Linked DNA regions of Homo sapiens: all the other regions are linked to region 2. The links are chromatin loops, found by intact Hi-C in ENCODE. Cell type or tissue: sigmoid colon. All regions are shown on one strand. Each heading gives the region's core, and the rest is flanking DNA. Links, peaks and the distances in the headings are about the cores only.

Region 1 (4,084 bases), core at 1,060-3,559, 72 kb after region 2:
TCCATTCCTTCATTCCAGCTGCTCCCCTAAGCCCTAGGCTCAGAGGGCCCGTTCCAAATCATCATGAATATGCTGAAATTCAGGACCTCAGAGGAGAAGGGACACTGATAATAATGGTGATGAGAAGAACAACGGTAGCTCCTGCCCGTGGAGCGGCGCTTCCTGTAGTCCCGATGTGAGCTATGCATTTATATGTTGCATCTTACTTACTTCTAATCACAATTCCAGCAGGTAAACAGTGCTGCTTTTTTTTTTCTGTTTCACAGATGAGAAAACAGAGGCTTCAAAAGATGATACAACTTGCCCCAGCAACACTGCCAGTGTGTAACCCCAGACAAAGTGCTGGGGGTAAAAGCCCAAGTTTATACCCAGGAAACTGAGCCCAGAGCAACACAGGGCAGGGGTTTTCTCAAAGATTCACGGCTACCAAGGAGAATAAGAAGGAGTGAAGCCGCTATCTCCTGGTGCCCCCATCCAAGAGCCCCGCAAAACACGTACTTTCGTTTACGGCAAACCAAATGCAGCAACAGTTTAGTGGCAGATGGTTAACGCCCCTTCAAAAAATAGAAAAAGATTATTAAAGCTACTGGTAACATTGCCTGAAAAGTCTTGGAATTGAAAATTCATTTTAGCCGATTTGCACAATCACCCCGGCCGTGTTTATATAGAAAACGTATGGCACACGCTTTGATTACCACGGCTAATAAATCCATGCAGCCTTCCCTCTTCTCTGCAATATAAATCCTTTTCCTCCCTGGCTATTTAATATGCAAGGCAGATTGGAACATTAGCGGTGGAAGAGGGTAAATAATCTGGTAATTGATCTGGGATTTGTGGATTTTTACCTCAAATTTCTGCATACGGTTGAAGGTCGTAAGCTATACAAACCTCTATTGATCAGAGTTCTTTGTTTAAATGGAACCTACTGTATTTATTTGTGTTGCTCTTCCAAAGTCAAACAAAAAGGGCACTGATCTAGCTAAACCCCGGCATGGCACCGTGGACATGTGGTCCATTCACTCGGTGTACAGATGTTTTCAATCTGCACACTTTGTCTTTCATATCCATGTGAGATGAAACAGCCTTCATTTAGCCCGGGAGACACGCCAGCAAGAGAAGATACATACTTAACCCTTCACAGACACATTTCCCTGCTCCCTTTGGACACTGAGATGTGATTCTGGGGAAGCAGAGTGTTTCCCTAGAGATTCAACCTGGTGCTCTCAGTGTTGCTCTGTCCCTAGTTGCTCTGGGTATCCAGAAAATAGTAATAATAATAATAAATAATCCCTTCCACTCCCGTCTTTGCCCCCCAGCCTCTACCTCCCTATCTTTGGCAGTTCTTCAAAGCTGTAGACCTCTTGTGAAAGAGATTTAAGGTGGGGAATGGTATTCTCGGCTGTCTCTGGGCATTTCAAACAATCCTGCATAGATGATGACAGAGATTTACTAAGGGTCGGTTTGGCCAGTGCCTGGGTCCTTAGAATGCAGGCGAGTTGCTATTACTAGGCCCCTTTCCTAGGGTGGACTTTACTCTCTCCCATTTCTGTTTCTTTAACAGCAACTTAGCCAGGGTTTCTCAACCTTGGCACTCTTGACATTTGGGGGAGGATAGTTCTTTGTGGTATGTGTGTGTGCTGGGGCCAGGGGCTGACCTATGTGTTGAAGGATGTGGAGCAGCATCTCTGGCCTCTACAAACTAGACATCAGGAGCACTGCCCACCTGAGTTATGATGACCAAAACTCCCTGGGTTGAGAACCCAGTTTCCCCCAGTTTAGAACCCTTGCCTTTTAGGGATTGCTTGTGGTATTATAAAGATCATGAGCTTCAGAGCAGACGGACGCCCTCCCACTCCTTGTCCGGCCTCCTGCGTGCTGCTTGACCTTGGCAACCTCTTCTCTCTATTACAGCTTCCCCATCAATGAGGTGCCTATTAGAAGTCCCAGCTTCCACGGCTGTGTGCTGTGGACCCAACACAAAGCGCTGTGGTCAGCACCTTAGCCCAAGCCTGGTTTGGAGGGGCGCCGGTGCATGTCCCTTAGCACCAGACCTGGAAATAAGTTCAAAGGGAGCACACAGGACTTGCTGAGGGAAGGCAATGGATGCAAGAATGTGAGATCCACTCCCTTTAAGGCCTCATCAGCTTTTGAACACCCTGTGCCAATAGTAGCAGCTCTGGGTTTCTGGACGGAGCTGTGTGGCTTGGCAATTGGAATCGGGATGGATTCGCTTTTTCCTTCCACCCCGGGCTTTGTGACCCTCCCTTCTTAGAGCTGGAGCTGAAGGCTGGCTGCTCCCAAATGCTTATCCATTGCTCTGAGTAGTTGAATGTGTTAAATACATTGAAGTCCTTCATAAAATAGGGTTATTCTCAGCTTGGCTGACACATTCTCCTGGCTGTTACATCTTTGGAAATTACGTATCAGGACCTGGCTATAATGTGAGTGGCTTTATCTGCAGACATACTGAGGTTGAAATCTCAGCTTAGCCACTTTCTAATTGCTGAGTGTTCTTGGGCAAGTTGATTTAACTTTGTGGGTTTGCCAATCCCCACTGGCAAATGGGTCTTGATAATGACCTCAAAATATAGCTTTGAAAATAAATAGGGTGTCATATTGGGAGTTTCTCAGTGTGTGTGTGTGGTACATTCTTGGCATTACCAAACAATACTGCTATTATTGCTATTATTATTAATTATTAAAGTGTTCTTTACTGGTTGTCTAATTGACATAAAAATTCAAAATCACATGAAGCCTACGATTCAAACATAAGTGTTTTATGATATTCACTAGTAGATCTGTGTGATATCCAGACAGTTTTCTTTTCACTTTTCATTATAATATTTTGTGATACAGCTTCAGTCATAATGTTTGGGGAGGATTATTTCCATCTCTTTCAAACTCTGATTTTCAAAGCTAAAAAGGTATTTCTAAACATAGCAAAATGGGACTTGTACGAAATGGAAAATAGACTCAGCAAATTAAGGCTAGGGTCTTTATCTGCAGAAGCACACAACTTAAGATCCTGGGTCTAGTGAAAGTCACCGTGACCTTTATATAAACATAGCATTTTACAGCTTACAACTTGATCTCACATACATTTTATCACTAGATGCCCCATTTATTCGAAGGCATGAATACCCCCACCTGGTCACACTTTTCGAGTAGAAATGAGACTCTGGGGTTTTTGACACCACGTTTAGTTCTCCCTCCAGCCTGTGCATTTATCAGCCTGACGGTGGACAAGCATTTTGTCCTGGGGAGGGTAGGTCTATATTTTCTCCCTTTTTCCATGGGTCCTTAACCAAATATTTTACAGGGTGTAAGAAGAGATCATCAGCAACTGAGAGTATCTTATGGAGAAAGGAGAAATAAAATCAATAAAATCAAGACACACGCACACACAAACACACACACACAATTATTCTCCAAGCTTTCCTGCTTTTTTCCCATTTTTCTCCACTCCCCATGCTCCCCCGGCCCCCATCAACACTCCCCACAAATATATCATATTCCTTGTACTTTTCTTGAGTTCATGTTTACCGATTTTCACTGAATAAAACAGTTTGCCTTTGGGCCATTTGGTCTAGGAAACTTCTCTCTTGAAATATGTATTTTGAGACATATACAATTATATATGTAATCTACATGTAAGTCATGAAACTGTATATAAACAACTTGGAAAACAATGTCTCAAGAACCATAAACCAGTATCGGTGAAACTTCTTTCCCAAGTCCTTTCTCTTTTCCTCATCAAGTTAAACTACCTTAAACTTTATGTTTACCATTCTCTGGCTTTTCTTAAAAGTTGTATTTTTCAGGTAGATATCACTGAACTGTAGGTGTATGTGTGTGGCTTGTTTTTAACTTGGTAAAAATGTCACCATATCTTATATTATCTGGCATCACTCAATTTTTCCTCTCTGCATTAGATTTCTAGGTTTAATTCATGTTGGTGCATGTACCTGTATGTGGTTCATTTATTTTCCCTGCTAGGTACTGTTCTATTCCATTTATTCATTGTCCTGTTGTTAGATATAGGGGCCATTTCTAGTTGCCTGGTTTTCGTGTATTTGTTTGTTTT
Region 2 (4,084 bases), core at 1,069-3,568:
GAGAAAGTAGAAAAAAAGGTTTTCAGTTGCAGACTCAAGAAGTTATCTCTGAACTTCGATGTAATAATTAACCAGTAATTAAATTATTAAAACAAAAATAGCCTTCTCTCCAAATCCCCAAGGAATTGCTAAAGAGTAAACTAGAGCTCTTGGAATGACAATAACACAAAATGGCAGCAGGAAGCTCCAGATAGGTAAGGGCTGCGAAAGCTGCCTGCTGAAACTCCTGCTCACCTGGATGTTGAGCTGCTTCTAGCGCTCCTGCCTCAGTCAGGTTTAAGGAGAAAGTCATGTGTTAGCTCAAAAAATCTGATGATGTTTTTACTTGGTTCCAGAAATTCTGATAGGGGCTGGAGGTTCAGAGGTGAGTAAGCTAGAAAAGTTCCTCGTTTCATGGAACTTTCATTCTAATGCAGTAAAGGAAGATCATCAAGTGGTAAACAAGCCAACATACACAATAACCTCACAGCCTGATAGGTACTTGAAAAAAATTAGTAAAGGTCATAAAATGTCAATGTTGTTAGCAACGGACTGAGATTAAAGTCTGCTTCTCTGTCTTCCATTCTATTCTCAGGAACCAAAGATAAACTTTTGAAGGGAAAATCTGATTATGCATAATCATTGGACTTTGGCATTTCACTACTTGCCCTTTAAATATTATCTTTTTTCCTCCACAAAACTGCACATGTCATGAAAGTGGAGACAGGGCTGCTTTTTCACTTCACCCCCTCACTGTTGCACATAGTGGGAGCTCAGTAAATATTTGCTGGATGGATGGATGAATTAAGAGAGGTTCTATTTGGTAGTGGTGGAGGGGACTGCTGTGATTGATACTTAAGACAGGTGCAATCCAATTGGTATCTATCAAGGGAGCACCCAACTGGAGAAGCAACATGAAGCAGAACATAGGTTGCCGGTGGAGTTAGGAAACTGACTCTAGGTTTGGCTCATCATTGGCTCCGAATATGTCAACTTCATGGCCCTTTCTGCTCCAACCCCAGCATAGAAGTGTGGAAAGGTAAACCTCAGAGCAGCAATTTGGTGGTATTAGGTATAGAAGGATTTCCATTGTTAGGCCATGGAGAAGAATGGTCAATTCAATGACTTAATATTGCAATTTAGAATCCCAAGAACGCAGGAGAGGTTGTAGGGTCAAGAGGAGATGAGCCTAGCCCTCAGGGATTCTTAAACACTTAGATTATGGTGTTTATGAAGTTACTCTGAGTTCTTCCTTTATTTGCAAAATTGGCATAATCACCAAGTAATGAGCTTTGCTGTTAGTACCCTGATTCTGTTTAGGCCCATTACCTTTGCTTAAACATTATATCCACAACATTCCTAAAATGGTTATGTTTCCTGTTTGAGCCAATTGGAAGTCTGAAGGCTAAAAGCTTTTTTGAACAATCAAAGATCTGAAAGTCAAACTGGCTTCATCAAAAGGGCAGTGAATTTCCTAAGAGAAGAGAGATTCAACTTGAGGCTGGACATGTCAAGGATGTTAAAGATCAAACAGTGGCAAATAATTGAAAAAAAAATGTTTGTATGAAATGCTGTCTGAACCTGACATTTTGTGAGCCTGTGACATAAAACATTCATTTGGTGAGCTGTCAAAGAAGACTTTATCCTCTTATGTATCCATGACAAATACTTGGGATGAGGATCCAGGGGTTTTTCTAGTCCTTGGTTTTCTCATCTGTGAAAAGGGGTTGAAAAATTCTACCTCCTAGAATTCTTGTAAGGCTTCCAAGGGGTAATACTTAGGAAATACCAGGTTCCTAGTCAGCACTTAATAAATCTCAGTTAAATTTGAATCTGAACTCTTTCAATACAGGAGCACTGAAAGTTTAGCCTTTCTCAATAATATAAGCTACCCTGAGCCAAGGCAAAAATCAGTAGGACTCCAACGTTCCCACTCCCTGATTATGGAAGCAGTGAAAAATGTGTTGATTTTATTCTTTTGGTGAGCTGTACACCCACCTAGCAAGACCAGGCCTAAACATATGGTCCCAATTTCTTGTCTCAAGGGAAAGACCAGTGTTCTTAGAGAAGCTAATTTTTACCAGTCTCCATAAAAAGTAATTTCCCATCCATGGAAAGTGGATTGGCCTGAACAGGCTCTGTTAACTGTTCTCAGGGCAGATGCGAAGCCCAGCAGAGGGCACTTGCCTGTGCTAGCTCTACTTCTATCTACTCTCATCTCCAACTTCTACCCTCTGTCTATCTATGAGACCTCACAGGTCTGTTCCTCTATGAAGCCTGTCTTGATTGCTCTAATTGGGTTTAAGTCCCTTTAGCGTATGTTGTCACTGTGTCATGAACATACATCTTTGTAGTAGTGTTAAGCTGGGGTTTGTGAAAGTTTGGGTATTATTTCTCCCACTTGACTGTAAGCCCTGTCTGTGTTGGCTCCCTATATCCCAGCGTCTAGCAGAGAGGCAGAACACACTCCACAGGAATACTTGCAGAAGGGAGAAAGAATGCTTGTGAGGCTGTTGGCTGAAAAGAAAACTGAAAGCAGGAGAGACAAACCATTGTGTGGATAGGCGTCTCACTGCACCGGGCAAAGCCGGGCAAACAGAGGGAGTGGAGGGTTACAACAGGAGGGATTTAGGACAGTGTTCAGGAAGAAAGCTGCTTTGCAAACATCCTTTAAAATTCAGGGCTGCCTAAAGAGTTACAGTGCGATCCCAGGGAAAACAGCCAGCAATTATATCAGCCTCTGCAAACAGAATAATCTGCTTTGCTCCAATCCCGATTTTTATTTTCCATAGGTTTTAAAGAAAAGTTAGAAGATAAACTTTACGGCGAAAGATTATAGGCAGGGTTCTGGCTAGGCTTTTTAAGCTAGGGGGATTTAAGGAAAGGAGACAGTACTCTCTCTCTGAGACCAAGTGAGTCTCTGGGGATGGGTGGAGTCGAAAACCTCTCCCTTGCTGGGCGATACTGTCTTGTGTTGACGTTCAAAAATATCTCCTTTAAGTTATCAAAAGAACCATCTCTTAGGTGCTGTCTGTTAGGGTAGGAGGTGGGCATGCCTAGGTCTTCTCCTGCTGCGAAGGGAAGAAGGAAGCTAGCTGGGGCCTTTCTGCTGAGCCTTTTAGACAATAGCACAGTGAGTACAGACACGTTTCCCTTGACTGCCAGGCTCAGAGCAAGGGCGAGGGTGGCACACAGGCATCTGCTAAGCAGAAAAATGTCATGCCAGGGGCTTCTTCACCAGCCAACCCTGTTCCTAGCTGGCAGGCCACTTCCCAGGCAGTTTCCAAACAACAAAACAGAAGGGATTTCATTTCTCACTTCATTTTTTTTTTTTTGGCTTCTGTATTCCCAGTCCCTACATTCTGAATAAACAACCTTTTGTTGTAAATGGATAACTTGTAAGCCATAGGCACTCAGGGAGAGCAAAGAAGCTAGCTAAGGTGTGGGGAGGGGGAGGAAGAATCTGTGCTCCAAGACTGGGCCTGCCTACTGTGTTGTTATGTGTCTGGGCTACATGTGTCTCCATGTCTCCGCGTCCTCACCTGGAAAGAGGGATAATTCTGCATGCCATATTGACAACCACAATGGTGAAGATGAATTAGAAGGAGGCACCTTGAAAAAAAGAAAAAAGGAAACTGTATAAGAAAAAAAGCCCCACACAGTTTTAAATATGCTCAACTTGATAATTCTTCATAAAATTAGAATCACAGTGACTTCCAGTATGCAGCTGAGTTCACGTGAAGTCTGCAGTCACTTGTTAGAGAAATGCTTTTACGGAATTGCTTCACCAAGCAGAGAACTGGCTCTGCTGTCTCACAGATGTGGGAAGTGACCAGCTTTGATCAGAGTAGCCTTGATCCAGTCACTTTCCTCTCTGAGTTGTGGTTCCCACATTAGTTGAGGGGAAGCTGCCGAGGTGGATGTGTGTTGCAGGATGAAGATAAGATGTTCCCCAAACACACAGAACATGGGTCTTTTCTACTCATTCCAGGATTATTGAGGAAGATCCACCTAAGATGCAAGTGTTAAATACAGTGATGGGGCAGGATGGGCCAAGGGTGATAAACATGCTCATTCTGAGAATTGGTAGTTATGCATAGGACTG
Region 3 (4,084 bases), core at 690-3,189, 290 kb after region 2:
GCCCAGCCCAACTATATACAATCTTTGTCAATTGTACCTTGTGAAGTTGGGGAGCAAATGAGGCTGCATACCAGCTTGTCTCAAAGTAAGATCTCTGTATCAGACTCAGGGTCCTATTCCAGGTCTAGGAAACAGGGCACCGGGTTTTCATATATTTTCAAGAACCTCAAGTATTTCCAACATAAATTCAAGTTTTAAAATGTATTGGCTTTTAAAAATATGAGGTCTTGCTATTTCTGGAATGTCACAGGACAGCCAAGGTTTTTTTTTTGAGAAAAATGAAGCAAGACTGGGCATTCCCTAGAAGCTTCTGAATGTGAGAATGCAGTGAGAAGGGCTCCAACTGTGAGCGTCATCAGTTTCTTCATCTGTAAAATGAACTAAAGTGTCACTTTCATATGGTGACTATAAGAGCTGGGAAGGGGCTGGGCACGGTGGCTCATGCCGGTAATCCCAGCACTTTGGGAGGCCAAGGCTGGTGGATCACCTGAGGTCAGGTGTTCAAGACTAGCCTGGCCAACATGGTGAAACCTCCGTGTCTATTAAAAATATAAAAATTAGCTAGGCATGGTCGTGGGCACCTGTAATCCCAGCTACTCGGGAGGTTGAGGCAGGAGAATCACTTGAACCTGGGAGGTAGAGGTTACTGCGAGCTGAGATGGTGCCACTGCACTCCAGCCTGGGTGACAGAGTGAGACTCTGTCCCAAAAAAAAAGGGAACGTGCATTCCAGGCATGTCACCTGGAGCTAAGAACTCAGCTGACCTTAGTCAGTGTCAGTTGTCTGATTAGGGAGCATCATTTCCTAATGCTACTAAGAGAACACAGGACCCTGCTAAAAGACAGAAAACAGTTTGGCTGCAGATGGGGAGAACCGAGACAATGCTCTTTTTGCAAACCTAGAGGCAACCACCCTGAATTATAGCAAACTACATTTCTCCAGCACACCAGACCGAAAGCCTCATTGTCCTTCGCTATTTGAACCTCAGTGAGATAAGAGGCTGCTTTTTCAGCTGTCCAATATGTCTCTCGCCATCACATGCAGATTTAGCTTCTTTTGTAAGAGCAGCGGAAGCTCTGAGAGCAAGGGTTTCTGTGCCTTGTTCACTGCTGTATCTCCCGTTTCTAGAATAATGCCTGGAAGAGAGTATGAGCTCAATCCGTATTTGTGGAGGGAATATGTGAGTGAATGGATGGTGTATTCAGGGATACTTTCCTCCCATATTCTTGTGCCTCCCTCTCAGAGTAGAACTGGTTGGCCAGGACATAAAACTGAATGAGTTACACCTAATGTCTGCTATGTTTGGGAAGAGAATGATGGTGAAGGAATTGGTCTCACTTCGTTTTCATGAACCTAGAATGCAGGTACCAAAAGGAAAAGGGATCACGAAAAGACATAAAGGAAAGTGTAAGTCTAAGCATGTTAAATGTTCAATCTCTTACAAAGAATAAACAGCAAAGCTCAGGTGAGGACTCCAGCCAATTGTGCAGGACAGAATCATCAAACAGCTGCTTCTTGCTGGAACCTGCACTGTTACAGGGGGCCTCAGTCTCTCGGTAGTTGTCTTCTTCTTTTTCTAATTGTCCCCCTAGACTGCAAGGACTTTGAGAAAAGTTCTGAATTTTTCAAGGGGAAAAAAAAATTTAAAAAGCGGGAAGGAAACATGGCGAAAAAGAGACAGAGAAAGAGACACAGAGAGAAAGACAAAAAGAGACAAGCAAAGAAGGGGAGAGATAGCAAAAGAGAAAAAAAAATTTTTAAAGAGAAAGAAAATGAAGGCAAGAAAGGGAAAAAGAAAGACGAAAAGTAAAAAATAGGCAAGAAAGAATGAAATAAAGCTGGAGAGAGAAGGCAAGAAAGAGAAAAAGAAAAAGAGAACAACAACAGCAAAGATTGCCAGGGATCTGAGCATAGAGGGAAAGTAGCAGCAGGGGGATCACAAGCCCCAAACCATCTCTGTTTTATTTTCTTTCTTTCCTGCCTCTGCCCTCACCATCTCCGGCCTGCATTTTTCAGCACTTCATTCTACTCAGCCTCTTGCAAAGCCCAAAGGGTGCAAGACCACAGTGTCAGGAAGAGGCTTTTTTTTTTTTTTTCCCCCTTTCCAGTCTTGGCGTAGAGCCTCCGGTGAACATGTCATGGATGGAGGCCAGACACTGTCTCACAAACAACTCGCAGAAGCAAGCCGGGGCCCGCCAATAGGCTCACAGCTTCCTCCCCTGCATGGCTTTGGTGTCAAACGAATCGTTCCTAGGACTTCATGTAGCGTGTGCTGTTTTATGTCCCCAGCATACACCCACAGGCTCTAAATCCAGGCACTGTCTTATTGATGGCTAGGCCTGGAGAAGGGCTTCCCCCAGGGATAGTGTGAACGCCAACATTTGGCAGAGTAGGAAGGAAGACTGGAGAAGGCCATCGGGATTGCTTCTTCTGCCATAAAAATATTTACAGAGCTGGTAGATTGCAGTGGGTAAGGCTGGAGGCTCCAGGAGGCCTTCATTTAAATCCTTATGCTGACGTTGTCCAGCCATGCACAGTATTGCACAAGTTATTTGACTATCTGTGCGTCAGTTTCCCCAACAGACAAATGAGGATACTTATAGTACTAAATTTATTGGAGTTCTTTTGAGCATTAAATAAAACTGGTCGTTCATTTAACATATATTTATTGAGCAGTTACTGTTGCCTTGGGATATTCCTCTTAGAGCTCACTCGGGGGAGATTCTAATAAAAGTAATAATAAAACAAACATCCCACGGAAGTTGCTGAGCAGAGTATCTGGTGCATCATAGAGAAATATTTGCTGTGATTAATTGAGGAGCTTCCATGTAACAGGCACTGTCATAGAACTTTAATTGTATTCACCATGACATCAAATCTTCATAATAATACGACAATGCAGTTATTAAAAACATTCTCATTCTTTTACAAACGAGGATACTGAACTCAGAAGCTTGAAGTGAGCTTGCCTTATGTCACATAATTAGAAAATAAGGAAGCTGGATTTGGGACACAGATCCATTGAACTAAAACCCAAGCCTTCAAATAGTGTGTCTCTGTATCTGCACAATCATAGGTTGTGGACAATTCTAGCTTAGGTGAAGCAAGGGGCTGCCCAGTGCACAGAGTGCTGTTTCCCTTGCTCAAGTTTCTAGTAGGATCATTGACTGGAATTTTACTTCCTCCTTTGTCCTAACTATTTCTAATAGGTCCTTTCCAGAGATAATTTTTTTTCACCTATCTGGAAATAAAATGGGCTAAGGTTTTAGCAGAGGGAAGGAAATGAGAAAAGGAAAATCTGGACCCCAACTAACTGAATGTTCATCATAGGTGTTTAATGTTCCCTTCGCAGACAAGTAAAAAACACAACCCGGTGAATAGTGAAAGACTGGGAGGTGACGCTTAGCAATGCAGGTCAGGTCCCAGCAACGGGGGTTCACCTGAGCCAAGCCTGCATCAAGCCAACAGCAAAGCAACTGGTTGGAGTTGTTAGATGGGTGTGGTGGACGTGGAGGAGTGGAGCGCCATGAGATAGCAAGTGAACATGCCACTTGGCTTCGTGGTTCATGGGTAAAAACCCAAGTCAGCTACTGTTAGATCTTGGCATAAACAACTCTAACTATGTAAAGTTGTTATCACTAAATTAGCATCTATTAAAAGCCTATAATTATTATTTTTACTCGTGGGATGTGTGTGTGTCTGTGTGTGTGGTGTGTGTGTCCTCTTTTAAACCCCGTTTATAAGCATCCACTTAATTCATTTTTGATCAGACTGAACAGGGGCCAAGCCTTTTTAGCTAATATAAGCATTGGCTCGGTGTCAGATGTCCAGGATTTGGAGAAACTCAAAAGACTTGCTCCTGCTCTGCTTTCTTTTTAAAAAAAAAACTCAACTATTTAGAGTCATCCCCCAATGAAAACCCTACTTTTAAAAAAGCTCAGCATTCCCCCCACAATTTCTCCTTTCTTTCAACTCTGATTACACTGTCCCACTTTAAGTTGCTTTGTATTTTTTCAAATTATTTCACTTACACTAAATTTGCTTGTAGACTAAACTAGTTCTTCTTAACAGAAAAGAAAGTTCC

Evidence for each region. Peaks named below come from ENCODE experiments on the same cell type or tissue, not always from the same donor. Only the 100,000 strongest peaks of a DNase experiment are listed, where the experiment ranks them.
Region 1: it touches region 2 in a loop (3-fold over the local background); 3 of 110 quality-filtered maps call a loop at or near these places.
Region 3: it touches region 2 in a loop (3-fold over the local background); 2 of 110 quality-filtered maps call a loop at or near these places.

What each region holds. Positions count from the first base shown.
Region 1 is chr16:79,838,029-79,842,112 of GRCh38, forward strand. No RefSeq gene overlaps it. Among named protein-coding and RNA genes, the nearest start is that of LINC01228, 13 kb to the left of the region's middle. In sigmoid colon, for the core only: no CTCF peak of the experiment used is centred there; DNase peaks (open chromatin) are centred at 1,088 and 2,193; H3K27ac peaks cover 722 bases.
Region 2 is chr16:79,765,632-79,769,715 of GRCh38, forward strand. MAFTRR (MAF transcriptional regulator RNA) reads right to left here. Exons shown (of 6, transcript NR_104663.1): 2 at 3,522-3,591. Among named protein-coding and RNA genes, the nearest start is that of LINC01229, 2.8 kb to the right of the region's middle. In sigmoid colon, for the core only: a CTCF peak has its summit at 2,110 (motif pointing right); DNase peaks (open chromatin) are centred at 2,151 and 3,127; H3K4me3 peaks cover 1,235 bases; H3K27ac peaks cover 1,678 bases.
Region 3 is chr16:80,056,213-80,060,296 of GRCh38, forward strand. All of the region lies in intron 1 of LOC105371357 (a long non-coding RNA gene), which reads left to right. Among named protein-coding and RNA genes, the nearest start is that of LINC01228, 230 kb to the left of the region's middle. In sigmoid colon, for the core only: no CTCF peak of the experiment used is centred there; a DNase peak (open chromatin) is centred at 2,189; H3K27ac peaks cover 588 bases.